Regions from separate parts of the Mus musculus genome. Here region 2 is linked to region 1. Evidence: chromatin loops called from intact Hi-C (ENCODE). Cell type or tissue: heart. All regions are shown on one strand. Links, peaks and the distances in the headings refer to the core of each region. The heading gives the core; the rest is flanking DNA. Region 1 overlaps Rftn1 (raftlin lipid raft linker 1). Region 2 holds the start of Rftn1 (raftlin lipid raft linker 1).

Evidence for each region. Peaks named below come from ENCODE experiments on the same cell type or tissue, not always from the same donor. Only the 100,000 strongest peaks of a DNase experiment are listed, where the experiment ranks them.
Region 2: a loop joins it to region 1, with 2.1 times the contacts of the local background. A loop is called at or near these places in 7 of 42 quality-filtered maps.

What each region holds. Positions count from the first base shown.
Region 1 is chr17:50,112,401-50,128,251 of GRCm38, reverse strand. The region is part of intron 2 of Rftn1 (raftlin lipid raft linker 1); the gene reads left to right. Among named protein-coding and RNA genes, the nearest start is that of Rftn1, 70 kb to the left of the region's middle. In heart, for the core only: no CTCF peak of the experiment used is centred there; DNase peaks (open chromatin) are centred at 7,961, 10,591, 11,051 and 11,661; H3K27ac peaks cover 371 bases.
Region 2 is chr17:50,180,875-50,196,725 of GRCm38, reverse strand. It overlaps Rftn1 (raftlin lipid raft linker 1), which reads left to right and starts at 6,229. Exons shown (of 10, transcript NM_181397.2): 1 at 6,229-6,505. In heart, for the core only: CTCF peaks have their summits at 4,878 and 7,274; DNase peaks (open chromatin) are centred at 3,985, 6,205, 6,895 and 7,235; H3K4me3 peaks cover 1,890 bases; H3K27ac peaks cover 1,354 bases; H3K27me3 peaks cover 2,474 bases.

The sequences.
Region 1 (15,851 bases), core at 4,370-12,369:
TAGCAGGTATAGATCAGTACATTTGTATGCGACTATGACAGGAACATGTAAGCTCTGAGTCTAACTGCAATTTGCAAGAAAAATAAATCGAGTAAATTTCAAGTATAGAGGTGAATTTGATGTTAATGGTCTGAAGAGGTCTGGATGGTCTGAGGGCTGGAGAGAGGTGAACGGTGAATGAGCCAGTCAGTGTACTTGTTCCAAGCTAGACTACCTGAGTCTAAGCTCCAGAACACACATGACCTCTACACATGTCCATACCACCTATGCAAACATGCACAGGCATGCACTCATGCACATGTGTGTGCACACACTTGTACATGCTTGTGCGAGCACACACACACACACACAAATAAATGTGTTTTTAAAGAAAGAACTTTTCCTTGTGTAAGGGTTAAGGTGCTGGGAATACTTTCTGCCTATAACTTAACCTTCTATGGTTTTGTTAAGGTTAATTTCACTGAGAAAACCTTGGAGTGTGTGACTTGAAAGGATGTTGTGGGCCAAGGGTTGCACTTTCAAAGCATCTTTCTGATGATTATGCTGCTAATCTGCTGGAAAAAAACAGACCGAACTCTTTTTATGATGTGTGTTCAGAACAGGAACAGCGATGGCCCTAGGGACTTTGGGAGGGGACTGAAGTTTATAAAAAGTATGTGGGTTTTGAGAATTCTTTTGACCTTTCATTCTTGTGGATCCGAGATCACAGTTTCTGGAATTTAACATCTAAATAAGAGGTTGTTGGTATGATGTGCACAGAGAGTGTGCTCATTGCAATGCTTGTCATGGTTGGAAGGGCCATTTATGATGTACAGAGACAGGACAGCTCAGTGAAGAGCCCTCGCTGAGAATGCCAAGGGAAGCAAAGTAAAGGGCTTCTCTCGTGAGAACCGAAGCTAGTGGAAGGGAGGAGAAAACTTGGCTTTGCCGTTAGGCATAGTATTTTTCCCCCATGACAACAAACACATTGCTCCCCCAACTCCTTTTCTGACTGCTAGAGCCTGTTACCAGGACATTGCTGCCTGAGGCCCCGAGAATCCCAAATGTGCACTTTAAGTGTCCCTATGGCTCTTAGCTAAGCACTTAATTGCCTTCTCTGGTGTTTGTTTTGTTTTTTGTTTTTGTTTTGTTGTTTAGCATCCAACAGCATGGCACTAGCCTGGCACATAGTAGGTGCTCAATAAATGTCTTTCTGTGTTGCGATGTTTTATCAAAAATATCAGAGGCGAGGTAGTTTGTAAATAGCAGAGATTCATTTCTTGTTCTGATTCTGGAGGCTGGGCAGTCCAAGAACGAAGAATCTAAAACTGGATAGTGGTCTGGTCTGTGTCTGCAAGATGGTGTCTAGTTGCTGTATCTCCCTAGAGAAGGATCACTGTGTCTTCAATGGACAAAAGACAGAAGAGTAAACAGAGGCCCAATGCCTCTCCAAAAAGCTCCTTTTGTAATGGCATAAACTCCCTCATAAAGGCTAAGCCCTCAGGGCTTAATCACTTCTGAAAAAACTCGGCCTCTTAACACTGCCACGTTCATGGTTCAGTTTCCATCCTGTGAATTTGGGGGCCCATGTTTGGACCATGCCTTGCTTATTGAATTGTCTCCATGGCAGCAAATATGGTTCTGTGTAAGAATTAGTTGTGTGCTTTTGGTTCCAGACCCCAGGACAAGGGACTGGGGTGCATATCTTACAAACCTAAGCAGACCTGGCCTCCAGGTTCTCCCAGCATCCCACAGTCCCTACCTGGAATACCCTAACCCCAACCGTGAACTTTCCAGCCCAAGTGGGGGCAAGACAGGGAGATTAGGCTGCCCTTCCCCAAAAGGCTCTCCCCTATTAATCCAGACATTTTGGGATCCCAGATCTCTCCTTCCCTCTCTCTTCTCTCTTAGCGATCAGACTCTCTCTTTCTCTCCCCCTCACCTCTCTTCCTTCCCACGGAAACTTCCCTGGCCTCCTTTCCTGGGGCCAGTGAACTTGCTCAAGAGCAGTTTTCCAGTAAACCTGAATTTAATGTAATCTATTCTGGCCTGGATTGTCCCATTTTACCAGCTGAGAAATAACTTATCAGTGGGCTCATTGCGTTAGTCACTGTTCTTGTTGCTGAGTTGGAATGCTTGACGGAAGCAGCTTAAGGAAGGAGGATTTATGTGGCCCAGTTTGAGGATGTGATCCATCCAGGGGAGTCACGTGAGGGTCTGCTAGCCAATGAGTCCATAGCCGGAGAGGTGGAGGCTGGCTGTCTACCCTCTTGTTTTTATTCAGCCTGGGACCAGCCCATAGGATGCTGCCGCCCACATTTAGGGTGCATTTTCCATTTTCAGGAAACCTAGAAATACTTTGATAGATATATCCATAGGTCCGTTTCCATGGTGATCCAAGATCCCATCAGGTTGACAGTAACATTACCCATCGCACTTACCCACATTGATGTGCAATTGATTGGAATCTGGTTTCCCCAGATGGTATGTAGTGTGTTCAGTAAGGACAGAACCAAAACTAACAATTTTATTATAGCTGTGTGCTACACATTAGTGATTGGTCAACAGGGTAGTGGATAGAGGATTGCATGAGCTGAGTTTGCTGAGTGTCAAAGTGGCATCTTGCTTTTATAGGGACAGTCTGTGATGCCTGCAGACAGGGCAGGGTCACAGCGCAGTTCTCAGAATGTGTATTTATCATTAAACTAAGTATGGCTCTGTTCAGATTTGCTGATAGGGCCTGGGGAAATGGCTCTGTGGATAAAATGTTTGCTTCGCAAATGTGTGGGCTGCAGTTCAGATCTCTAAAGCCCATGTGAGGGTTAACAAGGTTGGTAGACTAGCTGTGTGGTCCCACCACACAGGAAACAGAGGCAGAGCATATCTGGGGCAAGCTGGCTAGCTAGAATAGCTGGATTGCTGAGCTCTGGGCTCAGCAAGAAACCCTGCTTCAACAAATAAAGTGGAGAACTATAAGAAAAGACATCTGATCCTGCCACACATGTGAACGTGCAGACAGGCATGCATGCTTGACAACATGTGAACATGTGGGCATGCATGCATGCATACACACATGAAAAAAATAATTTTACCAAACTGTATACATAGTTTTCTGAGTACAACAATGGTAACTGTTCTGAAATCTGAGCATAAAACTGTGGTGAGACTTGGCTACATTGTAGTACACTATGAACAAAGTATGCTAATAGTTGCCCTTTTCTGGGGCCACAGCTTGTCCTAGCCATCTATTCCCCAGGCTTGGAAAGGAGCTGCCAGATATGTATTGTTATTCTCTTCCTGTGAAGGATGACTGATGAGGCAGCCTCTCCAAAGCTAGTGTGTATGAGGTCATCCAGGGCTTGAGCCTGGAAAGCCTAAAACCGGAGACTGTACCCTGAGTCACTAAGCCAAACTGCATCTTGGAGGTGGCCTGCAACATCTGTGGAAGGGAACACATCTGTCCAGACACCCTATCCTCGGAAGCTTGTATGTGCTCTGTTCACACGTGCACTTGCTGAGGCTCTAAAGCAAGTGGAGGGATCTGTAACAGATCGGAGCCAATTTTCCTGGAAAGTTTTACATTCACTTCTTGAAGCTGTTAGATCTGCTGTTATCAATTAATGCATGTAGAATTCCTTGAGGTTTATTTATTTTTACTTTATTTGTGTTAGTATTTGTCTACATGTATGCATGTGGACCACACATGTGCACCTGGCCCCCATGAAAGCCAGAAGAGGGTGTTGGATCCCATGGAACTGGATTCATGGTTGTGAGTCACCGTGTGATGTTAGGAATCAGAAACTCAGATCCTCTGCAGGAGCAGTGTCAAGTGCTCTTAACCACTGATCTTTCTCTCTCCAGCTCCTCCACAGGGGTTTTTAATAACAGAAATGGTTCTGGGAGCCAGGCATAGTGGCTCATGCCTATAATGCCAGCATTTTGGAAGCTGATACAGGATTGTGGGGTTGAAGACAACCTAAGCTACAAAACAAAACACCCCATAAGAACCAGACCAACCAACTAGACAACAACAACAACACACACACAGACACAGAAACACACAGACACACAGATGCATAGACACAACTCAAGCACACAAACACACACACTGAACACACACATATTAGCAGGTACACATACATGTGCGTACACACACTGCAGACTCACCCTTTCAGCGACCACCATCCACATCTTTAAACCTGAGGGTTTTCCGTGTGGTTTGGGGATACCCAGAAGCACCCAAGACCCAAGTTGTTTTCAAAATCATCCTAAGATATCTGTTTCCTCTTTCATTCTCACGCGGGACTTCTCCAGAAGATTCACGGCATATGACTGCTTTGCCGCTGTTTAACCACCGCTTGGACATTCTTGTCTGAAAAAGTTTAAAATTTTCTAAAATGCATACCAAAGTTCTAGCCCCGACACACACACAAACTCGTGGGGGAACTTCCAAGCCCTTCCCCCTTTTAATTAATTTAAGATAAGGTCCCATCTATTACAGGTCCTTCTCCTACTCCGTCTGAGCCAAGAATGACCTTGAAGTTCTGGTCCTCCCGCCTCTACCCCCTGTGCTGGAATTACTGGTGCGCAGCAGCATACATTGCTCTCTGCTTCTTCCCCACTGTGAAGGACTGGACCCTTGAACTGTGTGCGGAAAGAAGCCCTTCCTTTCTGAAGTTGCTCAGCTCAGATGTCGTGTTATACAGAGACAAGTAACTGGTGTAGAAGATAGCCATATCTTTGGGATCTTGTAGGGTAGTCCCCAAGATCCCGAGGTCATGGGCCCTAACACTCTGTGGAGACTCTTCTGTGTATCCCTAGAGCATCCATTTGAATAGAGCAGGCTCCGTTCCTGCAATTGTGAAGGAGGCTTCTTAAGAAGGATGCTGGGATCAGGTTTTTCTGTGTGATTAGAACTGAGTTCTCCAGTCTTTTGCGTTACACCCACTCTGCTTCTCGGTCTTACGAATTAGCTGTGTGCAGATTAAGTGTCCTTAATCAGGCTATCTTGAATTACAATGTGAAGCTTCTGCCACATTCCACAGACTTCTTTGATTTTCCATTTCCTGTCTGTGATCACAGAATAGTAAGTGGCTTCCCAGGAACTGTGAAGAGGGCAGATTAGGGGGTGCAGGGACAGGGGGTGCTGGGTTAATTGATTAAAATCTTATCATTTCCGTGAGGGTTGGAGAGCCCAATCTGTATCGCTCCTTCTTGGCATCGTAGTCTCTCAAATTGTTTTATTATCGTCCTGACAGACCAGCTAATGTCTGATACTATTGAACCAGGGTGCTCTTGCCGTGAGCACTCATTACTCCACGATGAGATGATCTTCACTCTTAGTTGATTATTTGAGAGCTGTAAGAGCCCTCTGTGAGTTTTGAATTTCCGTGCCAATGTCCTTTGCGCCGGACCCTCCCCAGTGCTAACCCTCCTGGGCTTTGAGAACCACAAATGATGGAGTTCGTGTTCTCTGCTACAAAGAGAGTCACAGTGTGTGCCAGTGTTCACAAGATTCCTAACCTCTACTGTGGCCCGTTTCACTTCCTTTCTTGCCTCCGGGGTTAATGTGTATCACTTGTTATCAGTGGTCTTTGTTTTCCTGGCCCCAGTACCTTTGTGGAGGCTCTATGCCACAGTTTGAGAACTCTGAGTATCTGAGGTGAAGCTTTTCACACAGTTCTGAGAAGTGGAAGGGAGTAGATTGGGTTCGCTTGCTATGGACTTTCTTGCGTTCTTGCTACCCGACTCCTCCTAACATCATTTCTCCAAGTAAGACTTAAAGAGAAACACCGCAGAACAAGGTATTCTGACAGACAGACACCACTGAGTAAACTGGGAGCAGCCTAGGCAGCTGTCCCGCCTGGCTGCTCACTGATGCCAATAGTAACCTTGACTGCGGTAGACGTCTCAGGCTTTCTTCCTTGAAAAATAATCACTGATTTGTGTGTGTGTGTGTGTGTGTGTGTGTGTGTGTGTGTGTGTGTGTGATTCCACTTTATTTGAGACTAGATCACTTGTTCACTGCCAGGCTAGCTGACCTGGTAGCCCCTAAGGATTCTCCTGCCTCCCATCTTGACATAGAAATGTGAGGCTACAGATGCCCCCTGTGTCTGCCTTTTACATAGGTTCTGGGGATTCAAACTCAGATCTTCACACTCGGGGGTAATGGCACTATCCACTAAGCAATCTTCCCGGCACTCACTTCCTAGTTTTCTTCTTGCTTTCTGCTGGCTTCCTTGCTTAGCCTGTCCCTGCTCAGCAGCAAACACTAAGGACATCTCAAGGTTGTGCGTGGCTCCCACGCTTGTCTGCCGGTGACGAAGGTTCTCAGACTCTACTCTCCAGCCAGAGCTCCCATTGGTGCTGTAACACAGCATCATCTCTGCCGTGCCACAAGAGGTGCTTGCAGCAGTAGGTGTGACCAGAACCACGGAGCTACAACCGCCACTGTTCGGTGCAGGCCAAGATCTCAGAGCTGACTTGCTGTCTCTTTCACTTCTCAGCCATTTTCTTCAGAAAGGACTTGAAAGTAGAACAGGCAGTGAAAAGCAGGCCCCGGATGGTCTCTCAGCATTTGCTAAGCACTGTGCTGTAATTCTGGGGTCTGTACCAGTGCTTGTCCTGTCCCAGGAGCACCTTGACACACGTTAATTCCTCCCTGGTATTTTATATTGTTTAATGAAATTAGAAATTGGTCAGATGGAGGAAGCCACCTGAGGCAGCACACGTGGAGGACATCAGACTGCATCATGGGGCAGCGGGGGGAGCTCTGAGAAGGGCAGCGCCCTGTGTCCTGGTGGAATAGAGGCTGACGTCCCCATGTCCCTTTCTGATGATGGCTTCACTTTATGCTGTTTGTGGCCAGATGTTTTTTGGGGGTTAACTTCTCTTTTCTCTGCCATAGCTAAAGACAGACTTGTTCTTTGACTTAAAATGTCTTGCACAAGGGCTCCAAGGAGGTGTCTATGATACCTTAAAGAGGGAAGAGAACTTCAGGGGTGAGTCCTCCTTGGTAGTGCTCAGGAGAGGAAGGGATTTCCTGGGTGAGGGAGGAAACAGGGCAGGCTTGAATTCTGACTTCTCCATGGAGACATTTCCTCTTTGTGTGTTTAATTTTACAAATCTGGGATGAGTTTGAGGTAAACATGGGGTGTGGTTAGCCACCTGATACATCTGCCATCTGTCCTTGCCACCCCATCTCTCCCTCCCCCTGTGTTCTGTGGGGTCTAAGTGTTTTTTATCTTGCTTTTACCTCTTCATGTACTGGCCTCCGGCTGCTGAATATTGGTTCCTCTTAAAGGACAGTGCCATTTCCTGGATCCAACTCACTCTCCTGCATTCTACTTACAGAGCGTCCTGTCACCTTCTTCCTGGAGACCCTGCTGTAAGGTATTGCAGAAGCCATTATCAAAGTCTGGAATCTGACAAAGAAGCTACCACCCCCTCCCCATGCCTTTTCAGAGTTTATTGTTCAGTCCTGAAGATCTAACTAAGCTCATTTTGAGCTCAGCTTAGAAAAGAATTTTGATTACTCTATCTATCTATCTATCTATCTATCTATCTATCTATCTATCTATCTATCTATCAATTTGGGGGCTCATTTATGTCATGGCACATGTGTGGAGGCCAGAGGACAACTTGCAGGAGTTTCCTCCTTACACCATGTGGGATTGAACTCAGGTGGTCAATCTTGGCAGCAAGCTTCTTCACCTGCTGAGCCATATTGTTGGCCCCACTCTACCGTTTTACAAAGGGTTCCAGAACAGAAGGCCCATGGCTTTGACTGAGGAGCGAAAGACCTGTGTATGAACTGTAGATGCTGGTTAGGTCTGGACTGAAATTAGGCAGAAGGAACAGCACCCTGACATAGGACTCTGTCTGACCTAGAGATAGTTTGTGAGACAACTAAAACTATTAATAGCAATGACTCGCATGACTTTGGTGGCTTCCACAGAGCAGCCTGGGGACACAGGCCCAGTTCCTCTGCTGCCAGGATGTCATCTGACTCCCTTCGCATCTAATGGGATAGGAGCCATGCTTATCTGTCTACACAAGACTGAGGCAGCTCTAGATTTCCCTTCCTCCTCCTGTCATCAGATCCTTGTCAGTGATGATTTCATTTGCTCATTAAAAGAATGGCAGCACTACGCATGTAAAACAGCAAACAGGGACCTTGATGGGTGGCCAGCTATTTCTGATTTACTGTTCTGGGATTATTTCTTCTTCAGTGTATTTAACCTTTTCTCCCGCCTGAAGGTTTCCTTCTGGCACCTTCTGTAGGGCTGGATTGGGAAACACAAATTGTTTAACTTTGTTTCTCATCATGAGATGTTTTTCTTTCTCCTTTGCTCTTCTGCGTGATAGTTTTGCTGGATATGGTAGTCTGGCCTGGAATGTGTGTTCTTTCAGAACATGCAGAGCGTCTGTCTAGGACCTTCTGGTTTTCAGTCCCTAATCAAAAGTCAGGTGTTAGTCTAATGGGTCTGCCTTTATATGGGAGTTGATCTCTTTCCCTTGCAGTTTTTAATATCCTTTCTTTATTCTTTGCATTTAGCGTTTTGATTATGTATTTCGGAGACCTATTAGGCACCTGTTTCTTTATAGATGGGGGAAATTTTCCTCTGAGGTTTGGCTTAAAATATTTTCTGTGACTGTGAGCTCGGCCTCTTCTCCCTCTATAGCTGTCATTTCCAGGTGTGCTCTTTTGAAAGTGTCCCGGATTTCCAGGGTTTTGTACCAGAATTTTATTAGACTCAACATTTTTTTTTTGACTGAGCTGTTTCTACTACCTTGTCTTCAAAACTCGAAATTCTCTCTTCCACTTCAGTCTGCTCATGAGGTTCTCTGAGCCTTATGTCTCACCTCCCCAGATTTTTTTCCAGTCCTATTTCAGCCTGGCTTTCCCGTTTCTTTGTGAAACTCTATTTTCATGTCTGGAAATGTTTGCATTATTTCATTCGACTGTTTGTGTTTTTGAGAACTTCATTAAGACGTTTATTCATATCCTCTTTAAGGTCCTTGAACATATTTCCTAATTGCTATTTTGGAGTCCTTGTCTCGTGCTTCAGCTAAATTGCTTTCCTTGGGGTCTGTTGCAGTAGGGGTGGCAGGCTTCTGGTGGAGGTTGTTTGTGACTGTGTTTTTTCAGCTGTTATCTGGAGTCGTGGTGTTTGTAGTGTTTCTTGGAGTGGATGTCTTTGTTGGGTGGGTGTTCAGTTCTTCGGTTGTCGTTACCTCAGTCTTGTCAAGTTGTGAGTGAGCAGCAGAATGATTTGTGGTCTTGAGTCTCATAACTCCTCTAGGGTTTAGGATTCAAGCTCTGACAGGCCCAGATTGAAGTTGAGGCTGGAGTTCTGGGTTACTACTCCAGCAGTCCAGATCATTGGGGTTGAGTAGGATTTGAGATAGTCCAGCTGGTGGTGAAGGGGACTGACCCAAGAGGTCTCTGAGTAGTAGTCATTCCAGCTCCACAAGGGTGGTAGTGAAAAAATGGAAGACCTAGGGGTGTTACCCTATGTCTGCCCTGGATGCTGATGGATTAGTCAGTGTCCCCTAGAGAAATAGAACTGATAGAATGAGTATATATATACATATATATATATATATATATATATATATACACACACATATGGCACATATATGTATATTTAACACATACACTATATATCATTATATTTAACATTTATATTTGGTATATATTATTTATTATATTTAATATATGTAAAAATACATAAAAAGTATATAATATGTATGATGTTATATAAATATAAAATCTATTTATATGTAAAATATATAGTATATAAACAACACACATATGTGTATATATATATATGTGTGTTTGTGTGTATATATATATGTGTGTGTGTGTGTATATATATATATATATATATATGTTTATATATATGTTTATATACATATATATAAACATGGTTTATCAGAGTGGTTTACAGAGTGGTCCAGCTAGACTAGCAATGGCTGTATCCCAAAGAAAAGGCCAAGAACCCAATAGTTGTTCAGTCCACAGCACTGGATGTCTCAGCCTGGCTGTCAATATACATCACAATCCCAAATAAGTGTCTTCTAATAACAATGAAGGAATGACTCTGAAGCAGGATTGATGGACTTGGCATCAAGAGTGAGGACAAACAGACAAAAAGCAGAAGTTCTACATAGGCTACCACCAGAAGATGTGGCTGAGATTTAGAGTTCATCTTCTGACCTCAGAAAATCCAGATTTAGGGTGGGTCTTTCTGACTCAGTTGATCTAGTCAAGAATTTAATCCCTCACAGCTATGCACAGCCACTTAAGTTTTAGCTGATTCCAGATGCGGTCAAGTTGACATCCAGGATGAGCCATTACAAGTGGTAAGGCCCAAAGGCCTGGAGATGGGTTGGAAGGATAGACTGAGGTGTGAGCCACTGCTGGACTTCGGGCTTCGTTCTAGAGTAGGATGGAAGAGAGGAAGGAGGCGCAGGTGGTCCACCTGGGTCCCAGCCCAGTGTGCTGCTGTGCAGTCTCCGATAGGGAGGGAGGGGACAGGCTGGAAGGAACAGCCGAGGACAGCTGAGGAAGAAGAGGAAGGACTAGGGAACCTTGGGTCTCTACCACAAGTGTTGAGTGTCAGGCAGGTCCTGTGGAGATGAGGTGGACGAGGAGAGGCAGGCAGTACCTAGAGAAGCTAGCATGGAGGAGGGTGGAGAGGCACAGGGAGTCTAGCTGGGTTCCAGTTAAAGTGGTGGCTGTAGGGTCCCTGGTAGAGACAAGTTGTTTGGTAGACAAAGGATCATAAAGGAATAGAGATGGGCGGGGGGTATGGCTGAGGAGGGTGGCAAAGAAGAACTAGGGGGACCCTGGGTCTACACCAGGAGGCTGAGTCCCAGGATAATGGTGGACTAGAAAGGGGAGCCTTGGTAGCATCCTGAAGAGCAAACACTTATAGGCTCATGGAGCAAAACAATGAGAGGCCTTGGTGAAGTTTTGTGTGTGTCCCCCCCCCCCCGCCCCCATCACTTTGGAATGGGACAGCTAGTGAAAAGCCAAGGCTGAAGGCACTCGGGAATTCCTGATTCTGGCCCATCCGGTTAAGGTTTTGGCAGCTCTTCCCATTTCCCCATTCCATGGTGTTATGGGTTTATTTTGGGAAAAAGGAGTGTGACCTTCCTTGAAGCTGCAGCTAAAGGAAACTTAATAAGGAATTAGATTAGCACCATAAAAATAAAAGTCAAAAAAGGGAATAATGTTTCCATGGACCATGATAAAATGCATCCATTTAACCCAGAGGTTCCAGATACACCTACTCTGTGACTGGCCTGCTCTGTGACATACCTGTTCTGTGACATACCTGTTGTGTGACATACCTGCTCTGTGACACACCTGTTCTGTGACTTACCTGTTCTGTGACACACCTGTTCTGTGACACACCTGCTCTGTGACACACCTGTTCTGTGACCAACCTGTTCTGTGACACACCTGTTCTGTGACTGACCTGTTCTGTGACTGACCTGTTCTGTGACACACCTGTTCTGTGACACACCTGTTCTGTGACTGACCTGTTCTGTGACTGACCTGTTCTGTGACACACCTGTTCTGTGACTGACTTGTTCTGTGACACACCTGTCCCTTGACACACCGGTTCTGTGACTCACATGTTCTTTGACTCACCTGTTCTGTGACCAACCTGTTCTGTGACACACCTGTTCTGTGACTAACCTGCTCTGTGACACACCTGTTCTGTGACACACCTGTTCTGTGACTCACCTGTTCTGTGACTCACCTGTTCTGTGACCAACCTGTTCTGTGACACACCTGTTCTGTGACTGACCTGCTCTGTGACTCACCTGTTCTGTAACACACCTGTTCTGTGACTCACCTGTTCTGTGACCAACCTGTTCTGTGACACACCTGTGCTGTGACACACCTGTTCTGTGACTGACCTCTTCTGTGACTGACCTGTTCTGTGACACACCTGTTCTGTGACACACCTGCTCTGTGACAAACCTGTTCTGTGACACACCTGTTCTGTGACACACCTGTTCTGTGACTTACCTGTTCTGTGACTGACCTGTTCTGTGACACACCTGTTCTGTGGCACACCTGTTCTGTGACACACCTGTTCTGTGGCACACCTGTTCTGTGACTCACCTGTTCTGTGACACACCTGTTCTGTGACATACCTGTTCTGTGACACACCTGTTCTGTGGCTCACCTGTTCTGTGGCTCACCTGTTCTGTGACACACCTGTTCTGTGGCTCACCTGTTCTGTGACACACCTGTTCTGTGGCTCACCTGTTCTGTGACACACCTGTTCTGTGACTCACCTGTTTTGTGACACACCTGTTGTGTGACTGACCTGTTTTATGATACACCTGCTCTGTGACACACCTCTTTCGTGACACACCTGTTCTGTTACTGACCTGCTCTGTGACTGACCTGCTCTGTGATTGACCCGCTGTGTGACACACCTGTTCTGTGACTGACCTGTTTTATGATACACCTGCTCTGTGACACACCTGTTTCGTGACACACCTGTTCTGTTACTGACCTGCTCTGTGACTGACCTGCTCTGTGATTGACCTGCTGTGTGACACACCTGTTCTGTGACTGATGTGCTGTGTGACTGATCTGTGCTATGACTGTGAACTGTCAATGCCAGTTCACATTTTCTAGTAGCTACATTAAAAAGGGAGAACATGCCACATATAGTAGCATAGGCTTGTAATTCCAGCACTCTATACTTAGAGGCAGGAGGATAAGGTATTCAAGGCTAGCCTTGGCTACAGGGCAAATTCAGAGCTACCCTGGGCTACTTTAGACTCTAAGTTGGGTGTTTTGTTTAAAAAAAGAAAAGAATGTGCAAATTGATGACATGTTTATTTAACCTAGCACATTAAAACTTGTCATTTCACTTTGTCATCCTATTAAATTAGAAATTTTACAATTCAGGTTTCTTGGGAGTACTAAACTCTGAACTATCATTTTTTTAAAGATTTATTTATTTATTATACGTAAGTACACTGTAGTTGTCTTCAGACACTCCAGGAGGAGTCAGATCTCATTACAGACGGTTCTGAGCCACCATGTGGTTGCTGGGATTTGAACTCAGGACCTTCGGAAGAGCAGTCAGAGCTCCTAACTGCTGAGCCATCTCTCCAGCCCCTGAACTATCATTTTTATTTTGTGGTTTTTGTATCTCACCGTTGACATAAGCCACATATGGCTGGTGAGCACTGGGGTGTAGGGGAGAAGGAGAGAGAAGGCTGTGTTGCAGAAAGCCTCAGGATCCCTTGTAAACAGAAAGATTTTTGCATAGTCGCTGGCAGTCTCCAGTGTGTGGAGTCTGCACAAGGCGGGAGGCCCCTCCATCCTGCCAGCAGGCTCCTTTCTCCTGCCTAGAGACAATGCATCTTTCTGGAGCACTCATGCTCCTAACAGTTCTGGATGCAGATTGGCCGAGGGAGCCAGAGACACTCGGGTATGTGCGACCGGCTGTTTCTGTGTACCAAGTTGTGAATCCGCATGTGATGGTTGTGATGATGTTCAGTCAAAGCTGAAGAAGCCTTCTTTGGAGCGTGAGAGCTCTCTGGTTCTGTTCACACTTGGCTCAGTTTGGCAGCGTCTTTAATGATATTTACATGGAAGCATGCTATTTACACGCATGTGATGATATGCATCTCAGGATGTAAGCTGTTTTGGCACCACAGTGAGGAGAAGGAGGCCTTATGGGTAGCCACTTGCAGGGTGTCTGAGGAGGGCATTGGAACAACCCCATTTGTTGCTGCAATAAACATCAGGACCGAAACTAACTTGTGGAAGAACGGCTTTTTATTTCAGCTCACAGGTTGCCGTCCACCATCTTGGGATGTCAGGGCACAAGCTCAAGCCAGGAACCTGGAGGCAGGAACTGAAGCAGAGACCAGGAGGAACACTGCTTACTGCTTTGCTCTTGGCTTGCTCGGCTACCTTTTTCATACAGTCCAGGTCACCTACCTAGGGATGATGGCACTGCCCACAATGGGCTGGGCCCTTCTCCTGTATCAGTCAGCAACCAAGAAGCTGACCCATAGACACCTTCCAGGCAGTTCCTCAGTTGAAATTCCCTTTTCCCAAATAAGCTAGGGTTGTGACAAATTGACAAAAACTTACCAACATAACACACAAACGGGCTTTGTTTGTGAGTAGGTGTCGTAATCCCATAAGGAGTACATTTTATTCTTTAAACTAGTTATGTACATTGTGTGTATTTATGTTCAGAATTAAAAAAAATAAAAAGCCTCCTAAAGGCTGTATTGAGACACAGTGGGCAATTCTCTTACCATGCTGAGCTCTTAGTACTGTGTTTCTCAGGGTTCCGAGAACACTCCTTGGGGTACAGGGCCCCAGGGCACCTCTCTTCTTGGGACAATTCCTGTTTCTACATTCTGCTGTGTGATATGAAGATCCCCAGATGCCTGCGTGCAGCCTTGGCCTCTGCATTCCTATGCCTTTTTATATTCTTCTTCTGTCTTTCTGGCGATACCAGCCTGACTTTCCCGTGATCCTCTGGGAATGATTCTGACTCCCAACAGCTTCTCCATTCTGACCCAGCATTTGTTTCTGCTGCTGTCACATGTCCAAGAGGGGATGTGCCATCCTTTCCACTTGTGGGAGCTGAGGAGCAAGGGTGGCCATGATGAAGAGACTTCCTGAGGTGAATGGTGGTGATGGTCGCACGGCAACGTGAAGGTTCTTAGTGCTACTTGAAAATGCTTGCAATAGTAGTTTCTGTTACTGTATATTTCACTACAAGTTATAAAGCTTCCAAGCATCCCTCAAGTTGACTTGCTGATAGTGTTCTAAGACCAGCTATGGACTTTTTCCATCTTACCCCTGTGGTTGCTCTACTTGGGGTGCAGGGGGTGTGTGTGGACTTCAGAGTTCATATCCAAAGTGACTGCATGTGTGTGACAAGGCCTTACTGTAATGTAATGACAGCCGGTAATGAGCCTGTTCAGTACTGTGGGATGGCCTGCTTGTGGATGAACCAGCCTGACACAGCTGCTGATGTGGTGGAATTGACTGGGTAGGGAGTCAGCAAATAATTTGTATAATTCATTGCTGTGATAAATGCTGTAAATGAATGTCTGGGAGTCTGGACAAGCACCCCAGTGGGAAGCGTGCAAGTTTGTGCACAAGCAAACAAAAATAACTAAATAAAATTAGTATTTTATCTTAGCTTAATATACCTGAAATATTATCGTTCTTTAGCAATATAATTTTGTTCTTTACTTAAAAGTTTTGTGTTCTAATTTCATAATAAGTCTTTGGAATCACATATCTTTAAAAATTTTTTATTCCTTTTTGTTACATTTTAACTAGTATATTTAATTATTTGGGTGTGGGTATGTGTATGGGCATGTCATGGTACATGTGTGGAGCTCAGAGGATACCTGTGGGAGTTTGTTCTCTCCTTCAACCATGTGAGTCCCAGGAATCTAACTCAGGCCATCTGTAGGTACCTTTATCCTTGGAGACATCTCGCATACCCAAGAAAATTTTGCTTTCTCTCTTCTCTCCTCCCCTTCTCCCATACCCTCTCCATCCTGCCCCCTTCTTTCTACTGGTGATTGAGCCCAGAGCCCTGCATGTGTTAGGCAAACACTCTGGAGTTGAGGTATATCTTTATACTTTAACTATGTGGGGTTAATAGCTACTATTTTGAACTGTACCAGCACAGAATGAAAAATGAGAAGAAGGAAGAGTTACTGTGAGGATCTTGTAATAATTAGCTGATGTATCTTTCAAGTTTGCCATCAAGAACTGTAATAACGTGTGCGTTCATGGCATGTGTGTGTCTGTGTGTATGTGTCTCTGTGTGTGTGTGTGTGTGTGT
Region 2 (15,851 bases), core at 3,189-11,188, 70 kb before region 1:
CTTGAAGCACCCAGGAGACACACCTCAGGGTGTTCCTAAAGAGGTTTGACAGAGGAGGGAAGACCCAGCCCATTTGGGCTGGCATCCTGGAATGAATAAAAGAAGGAAGAAAAGAGAAAACAAACTTGAGAATAAGCATTCCTCCCTTTCCACTTCCTGATTTAGGAAACAGTGTGGCTGCTCGCCTCGAGGTTCTGCCTCCAAAGCTGTCCTTGCCCACCGTGCCTTCCCTGCCATCGTGGGTGGTCTGTGTTTGCAGACTCTGAGCCAACACAAACTCTTCCTTCCCTAAGAAGCCTTGGCCAGGCTGTGTTGGTTGGGTTTTTTGTCAACTTGACCCTAACCTAGACACATCTGGTGTGGTGTGAATGAGAACGACCCTTAGGCTTATATGTTTTAAGTACTTGGTCCCGACTTGGTGGAACTATTGGGAGAGCACTGGGAGGTGTGGCCTTGCCGGAGGAGGTGTGTCACTGGGGAGTGGCCTTTGAGATTTCAAAAGCCCCTGCTATTCGCAGCAGTTAGCTTTGCCTGCCTTTCAGCCACCATGAGACAGCAGGCTGAGCAAGCCTCGAGGAGCAAGACCAGAATCAGTGGTTTCCCCTTGAATCTTGCCTCAGCTTCCCTCTTCAGGTCCCCCCCCCCAATCTTGGGTCCCTTTCTAGATTTCCTTTCATGACTGGTTGACTACACATGTCAGCAGAAATAAACCGTCTCTTTCCGGAGTTGCTTCTGGTCATCGTTTTTATCCCAGCAGCAGAAAGCCTAAGTCAGGTTTACAAAAGGAAGGCAAATAGAAGCAGCAAAGGCTGGTTCTGGAGTTCTTAGCCTCAGGATGCTCCCCAGGTGACTGCCATTGCTGCTGATGGGGGTTCACTGTCAGTGCCACTGGGGGATAAACCCCTTGTGGCCTGCCTCTCTGCTACAGGTCCAGTGCTCCTCTGCGCAGGTTCTTCCTAGGGTCCAAGAGCAGAGCAGCAGTCCAGAGAGCGCTCCGAAGGACTTGCCAGCAGGCTTTGAACTTTGAATCCTGCCTTCAGGGAGACCTGGAGCTACCCCCAGCCCCTGTTTGACACCCCCCTTTCCTGTCCTGCTTCCCCTTTCTCCTGTGCAGGCTTTCATTGACTCATGTCAGACCTATGTGTGTGTGCATGTGTGCATGCGTGTGTGTGCGTGAGAGCGTGCATGCTCGCATTGCATGGCAAAGATAGTGATAGCACAGGGCTAGGTGTTAGACAGATCTCTGAATGGCAGACAGGTGAGGAGAGCCACAGCTAGACAATAGTGATGAACCCTGCTTCCTTATCCTTCTGACCAGAGACAAAGTCCTGGCAGCCTGAGACAAAGGCCTCCTGAGCCTTTTCTCCCGCCAACACCGCTGCAGGTCTAGTCTCACAAGTTCAAGGCTAGGACCAGAACACATTTACCTGATGTTTGGGGCCTCAGTTTCCGTGTCTTTTTGCAAACTGGCCAATCCTAAATTAGGGAAGAAAGAGCCCCACAAAACATCCTTAAAACCCAGCCCCACCCCTGGGGAAGGCAGGGCTCTGCTGTGCTGCAGATCTTTCTGTGTGCCTCCCTATGAGTTTCCTCACCCTTAATAGATGGTTTTCCGTGCTGGTTGGTTGCTTCTGTCTGCTGCGTCTGAGATTTCCCCTGCTGCTGCTACCTTTTGTGCTCAGATTCTTCTTGCCTTTTAATTCTTTAACTGGCAGAGAAAACAAACTTAATCTAGACTGCTAGGCAGTAACAGTAGAAAGGAATGGAGGTAGGACCCTGGGCAATGGGTCTGTTTGATTTCCTAGTCTTTTCCACTTTTTAATTCTATATTTAGACCTTGACTTCAGAAACTCAAAAACTAAGATTTTGTTGTTGTTCTTGTTCTTGTTCTTGTGCTAGCTCTTCCTTGTAAAAACCATGCTTTTTCTTTATGTCTAATAAATCTAGATAATGACAAAACATTTGCCCATTTCCTTATCCTCCCGACCAGAGACAAAGGCCTGGCAGCCTGGCACAACGGCCTCCTGGGCTTTTTCTCTGGTGTTAAGAAAGTTCAGTGTGGACAAAAAGACAGTGGGGATGGAGAGGAGGTGGAAGGAAAAATCCTATCAGTTACTATGTAAAAATAATTTAACATCCACGTACTGTTATAGTTCAGTGTCAAATGTCTCTCATAGACTCATGCTTTTTGGTCTCCAGCTGATAGTAATATTTTTTGAGGGGGATTGGAGGGACTATGGAACTTCAGGGGTTGGGGCCTAGGGTAAGAAGCATGGCGTGTGGTAGTTCTTGAAGTTTGTAAAAAGCCACTGCTTCAGGAGGAGTTGCTGTTTCCTGTCTGCCACAGATCTAAACAAGTTCCCTTCACTATGGCTTCCCCCACCTCGATGGGCAGCATCTCCTGAAACACTGGTCTAAATATGCCCTCCTTCCTGTGAGCTACCACCTCATCAGACATTTCATCCCAGCGCTGAGAAAAGGAAACGATACAGGTACCAGGGATGTTTCTCCGTGCGTTCTCTCTTTATATCTGGAGAACAGAAAGGGCATACATATGGGAATTCACTGTTCAACACATACACATACACTGGAATGAACACACACACAATCTCTAGCAATATAATACACTGACTTATATGAACCAACAAATATGTCTTACTAATAGACTAACCTTGAAGCAAGTGGAAGCTTCTGACTCCATCTTTGGGATGTGGATGGTACTGGCAGGGCCAGGCAGTTCCTCAGGCCATATGAGGGAAACAAAGCCCAAAGAGCAGATTGTTTCCTGTTATTCCTGAGAGATTTAGTCTCTAATGGCTCTTTTCTCTAGAGAGCAAATTCAGTCTCAGCCACAGGAGGGCCCCTGTCCCCTGAACTGCTCACACAGGCTAGGAATTCAGAATTAAAACGAGGAGGAGACTCAGGGCAGAATAGCAGTAATTTGTCTTTTGTAGTGTGTGTGTATGGATTATTTGGCTCTAATCCAACCTTTCCTCGAACTGGTCATGCCTGTGGATAGCATTTTCAAAGATATTGGTTTGACTACTTCAGACAAAAATTGCTAGCTCGTCTGTGCAGATCAATACATACACAAAAATACCAAAAATACAAGCTCCCTGCCCTCACCCAGTTCACATCCTTATATCCCAAGACAGACTCAGAAGCTTGTCATACTGAGCGGTGTGCCAGTGTGACCAGGAGAAACCAATTTGCCATAGGTACTTCATGACAGGGAACAAGGGACAGGGACTGCTCAGAAACCATGGCCCTGGGGCCTCTACCACTTTGTCTGTGGCAGGAACCACAGCCATCATGCATAGAGCCACCTCCCCATAACCATGGGCTATGGAGCAAGTACCTGCCAAAGGTGACCTCACTATGGTTGCGAAGCTACCTCCAGCAATCACTGTAAGGATAACTTATGTGTCATAGATGACTTATCTCTCCCATCAGCCCAAATGCCATTCACAGGATGGGCATAAGCTCTGGGTTTCCTGGTCTTATGAATTATCAGTCAAGGTACCAGTCCTTTGTGTCGCATGCTTTTGTCGTGCATACCTTCTGTCCCAAGTTGTTACCTCTGTCTGCAGAAATGGAGTTAGCCAGAGCTGAGTTAGGAGCAGGGTGGCCCTAACTCGGGTGGACTTGTGGTTTGGGGGGTTGTGTGTGAAAAGGTGGGCAGAATAGCAGGCTGTCTCTCCTCCACCGTAGCTAAGGACAGCAACCTTGCTCCAGCTGCTGGTACCGGCGCTGGATTATCTCCAGAGGAGGGGTGCATCCAGGCCAGGACAAATTCGCTCCAGGTAGGGCACTTCTTTCCCTTGAGCTCAGATGGGTTTATACAGGCCTTCCTACACTTGTCTAGGCCGGGTAAACTCCTCCTTCCCCCACAGGGTGTGAGGGGACCCAGCTTTCCCATTAGCTCAGACCTGTGTTTTATCAGCTTCCCACAGGCAGGATCCCGGTTCTGGGAGCATCTGTGACCTGTTGTGCAGTAATAGCTCGGTTTTCCTCGTGTTCAGCATCCTTCACAAGTACTTAGTGTGAAATCATAAGGGAAGGAAGTGTGAGCAGAAGAGAAACAGCACTATTACACAACCCCCCCGAAGAGACCGCTGTGATAGAATTAAAAGCTGCCGCCCTAGGACATTCTAACAGACAACACTGTGAGGTTGCCAAGGTAACCCACCAGGATCCAGTTCCAGCATCTCTGGGGTTGAGGCTGGGTAGATGAGGTCAGTTAGAGGTAAGGCCCAGCTGCCCAGGGTTTGTCCCCTAACCAGCCGGCCCACAGCAGTCCAGGCTTCTTCCTATACAACATAGGTGACCCCAAGGCTTGGCTACTTATCGAGTATCACAAGCAAAAAAGAGACTGAGAAGATTCAGGGTAATTGTTAAGGTAGAGTCCACACATACAATAATAATTCGTTGCGTGCATGTCTATCAAATGCCATGTTCCAGAGAGGAAGCGTGGTGGTGTATAGAAAGACAGGTCAAGAGTTCCAGAGGGAAAGCCAAACAAAACTTAAACATGGAAAAGCAGGTAGGGAAAAAAATTCATCAAAGACATTTAAATACACAGTGTTGGTACTAAGGACAGTAGTGAGGGACAGAAGATGGAAAATGTCAGCATAAGGTTCCCTCGAGGAACTGGTGTTTACAAAACAAACAAAAAAAAAACCCAACCCCCCCAACGCACCCTAAAATAAAACTACAAACACAAAATTCATAAGTGGAAAGAACTTGCTTAAAAATAATCTGTCTCCTCTCTGTGTCTCTCCATGTTTGTCTCTCTCCCTCTGCCTCTGCCTCTCCCTGTCCTCCTCCTTGTCCCTCTCTTCTTTGATGCCCTGCGATTTCTTGTTGACCACTGGCTGGCACTGTTAGGTTCTGTTAGGTGCTGTTTTCTCTCTGTAGTGACCATCAACGGTCCTGAACACTGGTGTAAGAGTCCTGATTTCCAGGTCTCAGCAGGATCTTTAGCGGAAAGGCACCCTCCCTCCCTTTGACTTCATAAATAAATGTTCAACACTGGGGTGCCCTGGACCCCTGTCCTGGCTTATTATTTCCAGACATGAACTAGGGATAGGGAAATGTGGAGAAAAGTGGGCGGAATGCCGGGATGGGGTGGGTAAATAGGCAGAGGAGTAAAAAGACAATTCAGGGGCAGAGTGATGGGGGGAGTAGGAGAGGGCCACAGGGAAGAAAATCCCTGAGTAGCTCTCACAAGAGGAGTTCCTGTAAACAGGCAGTGCTGCCTCCCCCCTCGCGCATGTTTCTAGTACCAGAAGGACCTCATTAAAACACAGGGTCTAGATCAGCCAGCCCTCTGCCGCGTGTAGCTCCAATGCCTAAGGACCCTTCTTTGCCCAACCAGAACAGGGTAATCAATTAAATCTCAGCCCCTTATGGTAATGATGATAATAACGATAATCGCAGAATTATAGAACGCTTCCAAGCATTTTCCATTTAATAAGACACAAGGAAGTGCTGGTTGGCCGATGAACAGGCCCAAAGTCACCCCCAGTCACTGGGAAGTAAGGACAGAAGGCAGCAATCCATCCTGACCATTTGTCTCTAGGGTTCCTGCTCTCAAGCCCTGCACGGTAATTCTGTTTTGTTTTACTGGCCTCAAGGAGACAGGATTTCACACTTTCACTATGGTAAAGCAGCCCTGTTTTAGGGAACAGCCTTATGGATTCTCATTGGGGAATCCATTTTGCTAGGCTAAGATGACCCAATTGCATCAGGATCTCAAACCTTTGGATACCTGGATAAAGTCGGGAAAGAGGCTGAGGCCAGTGGTACTATTTCTCTTCCCAAGCACTACTTTCGGAGAGATAAACCTGGGAGCAGAAGCTGCCTGGGGACGTTCCCACCTGTGGAATGGGTCCAGAATGGATCTCTTTCTAGCTCTCCTCCCCGCCCTAGCCATCAATCAGCACGTTGATGGCCGTCGCCTTCCCAGTATTTTGGCTGCCACCTTGGTGCTCTCCTAAGCAGGTCCCAAAACCCAAGCCTGGGAAAGAGAGGTGGGGTTAGGGGGAGGGGGAGGGAGAGCCCGGTTGCGCGGCGCTGGCGACGCACGGGGCGGACGGGTCTCTCGTGCGGGGCTGCCAGGGGCCGCTCGGCTTCCCCCAAGAAGATGCAGCACAGCATATTTTGCACATGAGTTCAGAGGAAGAGGAAGTGTAGCGGGCGGACGCGCGGCGGAGGCGGCGGCGGCGGCGCGGGGTGGAGTGGGGGCGGCGGGGCTGGAATCAGAGCGCGCAGGGCGCAGAGCGCAGCGAGCGGGAGCGCGGCGGCCACTGGCTCTGGAGAGGTACCTGTGCGGCCAGCGCCGGAGGGACAGACGACAAGCGAGCGGCCGCGCCCCGCGCTCTGCCCCCACCCCCGGGGTCGCGTCGTCCGCGCGCCGCCCTGCTCTGCATGGCACAAACTTTCATCCCGGGACACAGCACGCTGTCTCCGCCCGCGCCACGGTCACCGCTGCTGGTCCCCTAAGGTAGGTGGGCGTGCGGCGGGCCGGCGAGGTGGCGCGCAGAGGCCTGGGTCGCTGGCTCTGCTGGCCCGGGATCCGGGTGAGCAGGCGACAGCTCCTCGTGGCACCTCGGGGGCTCCGGAGCTGTTAGGCGAGCCCCCTGGTGCAGGTCGCGTGGGGATGGGGACAGATCGATGGGACGCCAGATTCTGGGCCAACTTTTTTTCCCCCGATGAAGAGGGGGAAAAAAAGCAAAACAAACAAGCGAGAGAGCGTTGGGGTGAGAGGTCGCCTGCTGGGGGTCCTGGGCTTCGCAGGCGGAGGTCTGCTAGAAGGACGCGGAGGGGAGCTTGGAGGCTACAGGTGGGTCAGGACCCGGGGCCTTAGTGGGTACTGGGCCCGGAGCAGATGGGAGTTGCCACCGCCCACGTGCACCCGGAGACCTGGGCTCGACCCAGGGAAGAGGTGTGCGACTCTTGAGAGCAGGCAGGAGGGTACTCGGTGGAAATACTGAGAGCTAAATCCCAGGCACCAGAAATGGGGCTTTTCTCCTCTGAAAAGGGGATTTTTTTTCTTGCCTTGTTGTAACACACTTTTCTAGGCATGGGGCACACCAGGATGGGCATGGGGTCTGGGCGAGGAGGAGGGAGTGTGTATTTAAAGAAGCCTGACTGTCAGGCGAGTGCGCCAGGTCTACTGGCATCACTGTCTTTGGAGGCCAGAATCGCGCAGAGGGCAGGGTTAGCCCCGCGCGTGCTCCCTGATGCCTGTTGGCTGCTGGCTCTCAGCTGCCCCCTGTGGGCGGTGGGTGGTGTGAGTGAGTTTGTTTAGGGGCTTACAAACAAAAACTATTTTTTAAAAAGAATCTGGCACAGATCTTTGTATATGAGTGGCTGCCTAACTGCCCAGCAACAGACCCTCTGTTCATACAGCTGTTTTCAGAAGGGGCGCAGGGAGGTGGGGTGGGAGTGGGTGGTGGTGTTAAGGTCAGAACAGGTGTCTCCCAACGGCTACTATGGAGTGTCATCTCAGGATAAGCCTTTTCCAGGAAGGAAGCCCAGGGTGTAATGTGAGTGGCCTACAAACCCATGGGTAGGGCCATTGAACCCAGCATACCCGTGGCTGCCAGGATTCCTAATTTGTACCTTCTGACCAGCTGGATTCTGAGGAAGTTCAAGTGACACCAGATGTCACCAGCCACTCATCCTCAGGGGTTAAACAACGAGCTGTGTGGTGCTGTGCTCTGACCTCAGTTAAGCAGTGTTACCTAGAGTGAGCTTGCAGACTCTTCTGCCTTCTGTAGAGGTTTCATGAGGTCCGAGCAATCGCAGCCTCAAGCTGGGGAAGCCTCCCTGTGCCTCCATTAGTGGGGTAGGACACTGTGTCGTTTTGTCCCGTCCCCCCGACCCCCATCGTGGACAAGGGACAAATGAGGCAGATTGCGTAGTTAGCTAATCGATTTGGTGCAGGAATAAATTGGGGCTACTAGTCAGTGAATTTTTTTCTCTGCCTCTGGAACAGGGTTTTTTGGGGCTTGATTTCAGTGACTGCTTTGTATGTGGGGAAGCAGGCTGAGTGGTGGGAATCCCTGTAAAGTGCCTAGAGTTTCTCCAGGCTTCACTTATGTCAGAGATGGAGCTGGGTGGTCCCATGGCTGGGTGGCCATGGCTGCCTTATCAAATGTGAACTTGGTAGGCTAAGAAGGGGGTACTCCCATATTTCTATACCACTTTCGATTTTTATTGTTGTTGTTGAGGCAAGGTTTCCCTGTGTAGCCCTCACTGGTCTGGATCTACCACTATGTAGACCAGGTTAGCCTCCAACTTGCATTGATTCTTCCTTCCAAGCACTGAGATTATATGTACCACCACACCTAGCCCCCATTAAAACAAAACAAAACATTATATAGTAAAGTTGTAACAGAGATCATACAAATACCTAGGAGGGCACAGTGGCATACGCCTGTAATCTCAGAATCCAGAAGGTGGAGGAGGCTGGAGAAAATTGAGTTAGAGGCTAGCCTAGGCTACAAAAACAAAGACCCACCATACCTAGATTTTCTAACATTTCGCTGGATTGACTTTAGTGCACACCTAGGCACCATCCATCGCTCCAGTGTGCTGCTTTATGCATTTTAAAATAAGCTACAGTCTTAGTACAGGGTTACTTTATAAGTGTCTCAACTCACATGTTCAATGTGTGTTCAGTAACACACACATAACAGTGGAATAGTCTGCACATTGTTTTGACATATGTATGCACTGTGCAACCCGATTCTTATCAAGACAGGTAATACACCATCAACCTGGGTTTCTTCATGGCCCCTATCTTCCCGGTGGCAACCACTGCTCTGTCTTACTATAGGTTTGTTTAATCTGTGATTTAAACATCATATACATGGAGTTCTGCAGTTCTGTATAAGGTTCAGTAACTCCGTTTTGTTAGGTTTGTTACGTCTGAGTTATGTTCATGTGATGTGTGCATGCCACAGTTGGTTAGTATATCCCCCGGTTCCTGGGTACATGCGTTATATCCAGTTTTTATTGTTGTTGGTGGTGTTAGTTGTTGGTTCTTGTGAAAAAAAAAACACTGCTATGAATATTTGTGCATTTGTACACAGATTCCTGGGGACATCTTTCCCATTCTCCTGGACAAACACCCGCATCACAGAAGACATGTGTATAGTGTACAGAGAAAATTGCGAGGCCTTTTTCTAGGGTGGTGGTTCCATTCAACATTCCTAGAAAGCGCACAAATGTGCCGGAGATGAACTCACAACCCAGCTTTCCTATCTCTTAACCAGGATGATTGCTTATATGACTGTTTCCTGGGGCTACGAGACAGTGTTCTCCGGGCCCAGCTGGGACACTAGTGGACATGTTTTCATACGTAGAGGGGACTCCAAGAAGCAGTCCCTGACTGCTACTATGTGCTTATTTTTTATTGGTGTGTGTGTGTGCATGTACATATACAGATGTGTATGTTAGAGGGAGGTTAGAGGGTAAGTTTGGGGGGTCTCTACTCACCTTCTCCCTTATCTGAGGCAAAAAACTCTTGTTCACAGCTGCATAGATCAGCTGGCCGTTAAGCTTCTGAGAATCCCCTGCCTCTAGCTCCTGTCTTACTCTAAAAGTGCCAAGATTACAGATGTGCTGTGTCCAGCTTAGGTAGATCCTGGAGATTCGAACTCGGATCCCCACAGTTGCCCACTAAGCACTACTCACTGAGCCTCCTTCTCAGCCCTTAGGTCGATTTAGACTTAAATGACTGCAGAGGATAAGATGAATGCTGCATCTTTATAGATCGACATAGAAGGGATGTCCGTAGGGGAATAGACCTGAGATTGTGAACAATCTCCACTGAGTGCTTTCCATAAAAAGAAAAACACAAAACAAACAAACAAACAAACAAACAAGCCCAACCCCCAACTTTCACAGAATCTCCCTGAACTTCTGCCTAGAAATTCCTGAGGGGATTCTGGGCCATTGGGTGTGCTGATATGAAATACCCTGTGCTTGGTGGAAATACCCTTTGGATGTCACCGTTGTGGACAGCCACCTGCATTTTCTCTGGGAGGCAGGGCAGAGTTGGGGTGCGTAAGCATAGAGCAGTTTTGCTGAGAGTGTGATTTGCCCTTTTTGTGAGAAATAGAGTCCTGCATCACCCATCTTATTACTGAGAAAAGGTGCATGGCCTCTCAGAGGCCCTTTCCACTATAGTCCCTCTCTGTGGAAACTGGAGCAGGGCTTGACCTAGGGTGATCCGGGAGACAGGAACTGTGAAACAGACAGCGAAATGTTTCCATGGCCCTCACGGTGTCTCAGTACTGACCACGTTTCTCAGGGGACAGATGACCCATGTTCAGTCTTGAGATATTGGAGAGGGTCAGGGGGCTCTGCCATGTATAGTAAATATGTGTGACAGAGGTCACGAGAAGGGACACAGCGGACATCTACTAGAGAACTGAGCTGCCCATCTTGACAGTGGATGATGAGAGATCAAGGTCCTATGATGTCTCATTCACAACCGTCTGTCAGTCGGTGGTTCTCCTAGGGTGTGGGACAGATATGGAGTATTTGGACCTAGAACAACTTCGTTATTGTAGAACCATCCTGTTCCATGACATATTTTGCCATTGTTATTAGCAAAATGTTAGGTGTTAGACTAGTTGCTAGGTGCTGCTCAGCACTTTATGCGTGCCCTGCCATCTGAGTCCTCTTCAGGACGAGTGACAGCGGTGAAGCTCAGTAGGCCCTGGGTTTACTTTCCAGTGTTCCCAAAACATTGAAGGAAGAGACTGTGGCGCTCAAGTTTAGCAAATGCAGAATGATCTGGAAGTTCACAAAGACACAACAATGTAATAGAAATGTCACTGGGGCAGTCAGAATGAAATGACAGGAAATGGCACACCAGAGTCACTTCCTCCAGTGTTTTATGTACTTTTGTCTTACAGGCCTAGAGTGTCGCACCGTTGGGACTTGTAGAGAAGTACTGACTGTGATGCTTGGCACGGTGACACATGACCTGTAATCTTGGCATTTAGGAGCTGTAGATAGGACAGTGCAGAGTTCAAGGCTAGCCTGAGCTAAAAAGGAGCCCCCCAACTCAAAAACCAAATCAAGGGCCAGCGAGATGGCCCAGCAGGTAAAGGTGCTTGTCTTGAAAGCCTGATGACATGAGTTAAGTTCCTGGAGCTGTTATTTGGTTTTGTTGCTGGTTTTTGTCTTTGTTTGTTTGTTTCTGTGTAGCTCTGACTGTCCTGGAACTGCTCTAGAGACCACACTGGCCTTGACCTCGAAGCTCCTCCTGCCTCTTCCTCCTGAGTGAGGGAGTTAAAGGTGTGTGGCTCCACATCTGACTGAATACCTTTTGTTTTTGAGAAGTGAAGTAAGGATCAATTTGGGTTGTGATTTTATTGAGTGGGTGGAATAGAGTAGCCACCAGCCACACGTGGCTGTCACATGTGTGTCTAAATGAGTCAAAGTCCAATGAAAGCAGACTGCACTTCTTCAGGAGAGCTAGCCACGGTTCAAGTGTCCAGAGACAAGTGTGGCCACTGGAGCCATGTCTGCCACTCTGTGAGCTCTGTGGGACAGTCACTCTGAGGGCAGAATGGGACAGTCGCTCTCTGCTGTGCAGATTTCCTTGGCCTTCAGATGAGAAGAGGTGGCGGAGAGTTGGTACCAAGGACTTGGGCTCATTCTTTGACAGGGATGTGTTTTGGCAGGCGTTTCTTTTATGTTTACCCTTCCGAGGATTTGGGGAGGGGGTTGTTATGCGTGATAACTCTTCTCCCATTCACATCCATTTCTGACATAGATTCCAGTTTCTCTTGTCTCCTGGGCCCCGAAGGCGCTTTTCATTATTATCGTTGCATATTTTATCAAGACATATTTTCTTGAAGGATCAGTACGGCAGGCGGTTCAGAGTCCCCGCTTGAGTCCTGTTAATTCCTTATTCACCAAATAAGAATCTGGTCCAGCTTTTAAATATGCATTTGTGTGAATTACTCCCTACCTGGGCTGAATTCAGAGAGGGAAATTGCTCTCACTAGGCCAGAACCAAAGAGCTAGGAAATCAGGTCACATTCTTTAGGGATGGCCACCTGCCAGCGCTGAGGCAGAGACATCATCTGGGAGACTTAAAGGTTTGTTTGGGGACTCCCTTGGGTTAGAGCTACCTCAGGAGAACAGGGGTGACAGAGAGGGCAAGGACCACTAGTTGTCTTCATTATTCGGTGATTCTTGCCTTGTATGTGAGATCAAAGGATAGGGAAAGCCAGTCCTAGGTGTTCATGGCCAGATTGAGACAAACTGTGCCTGTCACTGTGCGTGAAGCTGACTGGCCCATCTGCTTCATAATCCTGGATCAGAGATTTCCACACTTTTCAGTCAAGAGCTGATGACTTCCTCTGGCTCCTGCACATGAAATACCCCATTTTCCTGTCCTGCATCTCCTCAGAGTCAGCATGGGGGAGGGGGGCTTTGTAGGGGGTGACCAGCTTCAGTTGTGTTGTTGTGTGTGCATGTGTGCATAAGCACCCTGCTTTCCCACTTCACCTAGTGCTGGGGAGCCCCTTATACTTTGCAGACTAGCTTTCATAGTGTGTGGATTTGAGGGTGTTGTGATAGCTGCTATGCATGAAGCTGGGTATAAAGAGATTTGGTTCGTCACAGAATGGCTAATGGAATGTGTCAACTCCACGGATTTTCATATTTCAGAAATAAAAAGTGCAGGTTCATTCATTTAAATCCTTTCTCAAATTAGAAAGGGTTTGTGGTGCAGGGCAGTGGTGGCGCACATCTTTACTCCCAGCATGCAGGAGGCAGAGGATCTCTGAGTTTGAGGCCAGCCTGGTCTACAGAGTTCCAGGACTGCCAGGGATACACAGAGAAACCCTGTCTCAAAGGAGGGAGGGTCTCTCTCTCTCTCTCCCTCTCTCTCTTTCTCCCTCTCTCCCTCTCTCCCTCTCTCCCTCTCTCCCTCTCTCTCTCTCTCTCTCTCTCTCTCTCTCTCTCTGTGTGTGTGTGTGTGCATATATCTTTTGATGGTTTATAAGCACACTTTCAGTGTAATATAGTAACCCACACCAGGTTCCATGAATCCTTATAATGGATAACAAACCATACTAATATTGTACTGAATGGTTAACACTTCTTTATCTATTTAATGGTATTAGGGATGGTAATGGGGCTTTGTGCATGAGAGGCAGGGGCTCTACCACTGAGCCATGTCCACAGTGTCCCCTGGGTAATGTTTATATTCTCATTCTGCACAGCTGAGGGATTTCAACCTGCGTTCAGCACAGCTCGACTCTCTTTTATATAATTGTCACTGTAGAAGTAGGTGTTCCATTCGTCTCTCTTCACAGATTCCAGGGCTTCCTTGAAGTCACATCTCGGAAGCAGGGTCATCAGGATTTGACATAGGCACCCTGGCACATGTACCTGTGTTCCCAAACCCTGGTCTAGACTGCTAGGAAAGTGAACTTGGGCTGTAGAGATGGCTCAGGGGTTCTAGGCATCTGTCAGTAAACCTGTATGACCTGAGTTTGATTCCCTAGGACCCGTATAGTGGTAAGAGAGAACCGATTTCTGCAGTTATCCTTTGACCGCCACATGCATACTGTGGCAATGCCACCTTCCAGTGAATAAAATATAACAACAACAACAACAACAATGGCAACAGTATTAATAGTAGTTGTAGTAGTAAGGTGAACTTTAGAGCCACAGGGCTCTATTTCAGAGGCCCCTTTCTGTCCTCTGTAGTTTTCTCACTGCGGCTGAGCTGCTACTAACTGCTCTGCTAGGGTTGGCCTTGGAAGGATGAAGGCTTGCCAACTGCCTTTGAGGAGGCCACTGTCCTACAGGAGTGAGTGCCATCAAAGCTCCAGACTGGTGCACCTGCTGTTTTGCTTTTTGGACATTCCACAGCAGAAGCAGTTAATTCATTTCTGACTGCCTCATGCTCCTCTTGGGACTGGCTGCTCCCCACTTCTGCTTCAGACCACTTGCCACCACAGGTCCCCTGAGAACACACCCAGACTTTGGCTTTTGCTTTGCCTCCTCGGAGTCAGCTGTTCTCCCAGTTGCTGACATCATAGTCAACTGACTTACATCTCCCAGCTTCGTTCCCCTGGGGGTGGGGGAATCCTTCAGCCTAGACCAGGCTCACAGTTCAGTCTGACCTCATACGCTGTGCCCAGCCTCCCACAGGCAGTGTCTGTCTCAAATCCCAACTCGATTATGATTTTACCGCTATGCCTGGGCCACCACTCCTTATCCTGGGGACCTCTCTGCCACCTCCTTTGTGGTATGATTCACAATGCCACCTCCTTCCTTCCCCTGTGATTGCTGTCTTCTTTTTCTACTTGACATATTTGAGGATTGGGTTTTCATCAGTTTTCTTTATGTATCTGTTCTCTATTTCCTTGCTCTTTAAGGTACACTCCATGGGAGGGAGTGTCTGAACATTTCCTGGGGAGATGCAAGCAGCTACTCACTCCAGATAAGGCACCAATGACAGACCAAAGTACCATTCCACCTAAGGCTAGCTTTGTGAACTAATTATTCTATCTGGTTATCTACAGAGCAAGGGTAAGGGATTACCCTTAAAGATCCATGCCACTGGAGAGACTCACCCCAGCATGGATGACAGCTTCTCCACAGCTACAGCAATAGAGACTCTGTTTCAGTTCATTGACATGGAGGTATAGTCTGTGACCTCCCAGACCACACACAGTTGGGTCATAATTACATACAGTTGAGTCAGAAGTGTAGAAGAGGTGCCTAGAATCTCAGGGAAGGGATGATCTAATGACCCCCAACCCCCAACCCCATACTTCTGATAGTCCTCACCAGGTCCTGTCCTGAGAGTCATCTGCAAACAGTCGCAGCCACTCTGTACAAGATGGCCCTGGCTGTTGACTCAGAGGACAATAACCTACACAATATGTCCCCTTTTGTTTTTTGTTTTGTTTGTCATGGCCAACATATTTCATCCACAGTGGTGCTCAGGATATTGGTTGGGGGAAAAGGCAGTCTCGCTGGCCTCGTCGTAAGAGTGGTGGTTTATTTTGTGTCCTTTTTGGCTGGATGGTGGTACCTGATTTTTGTTCCAACCCAAGTCTGGATCTTCCTGCAGGAGCTTTTCAATGTGATTGATGCTGAAATCGGCAGATTTCTGAGAACAGCAGGCTGCCCTTTATAGTGTGTGTGGGCTTCATTCATCAGTTGAAGAATTTAAGAGAAAATACTAGGTACTCCAAACTGGAAGGAATTCTGCCTTTGGGCAGCCCTTGCTCTAAGACAGCAGTATCAGTATGCTATGGGTCCAGGCCTGTAATCCTTAGAAGGCTAAGGCAGGATGATCACATGTTCAGGACCAGCCTAGGCTATTCATGAGTTCAGGCTCAACCTGGGTACTGTGGAAGGCTGTCTTCTGAGTATAAGAACTACTACAATCTTAATGTGAGCAGCTCAGTTCTCTATAAGAAACTGATTGAAGACACTCACAAGACTGGGCCCATTGACGTCCTTTTATTAGGGGATGTCCTCACTAAACCTTTGCTGGAGATTCAAACCACCTCCTCCGGTACCTCCTTCCCCATTTTTAGCTGCATGTTATTCAGCCCATGACTGTATGTGGTCTCTAGATGTGCTAAAATCTACAGAGTGTGGGAGGTTAAGTGGTCAGGGATTCCACCCCTGGCGATAGGGGATTCTTCAGAATTGCAGCTGATTGGAGGTCACCTGTGCTCCCTTAAGGAGGCCCAGTACACTCATTGCTTCACCGAGCTGGGTGTGGGTGAGTTACTGCAGTGCCTGGGAACAGCAGAGGTTTATATTGCTCTAGGAAAAGTCCATGAAGC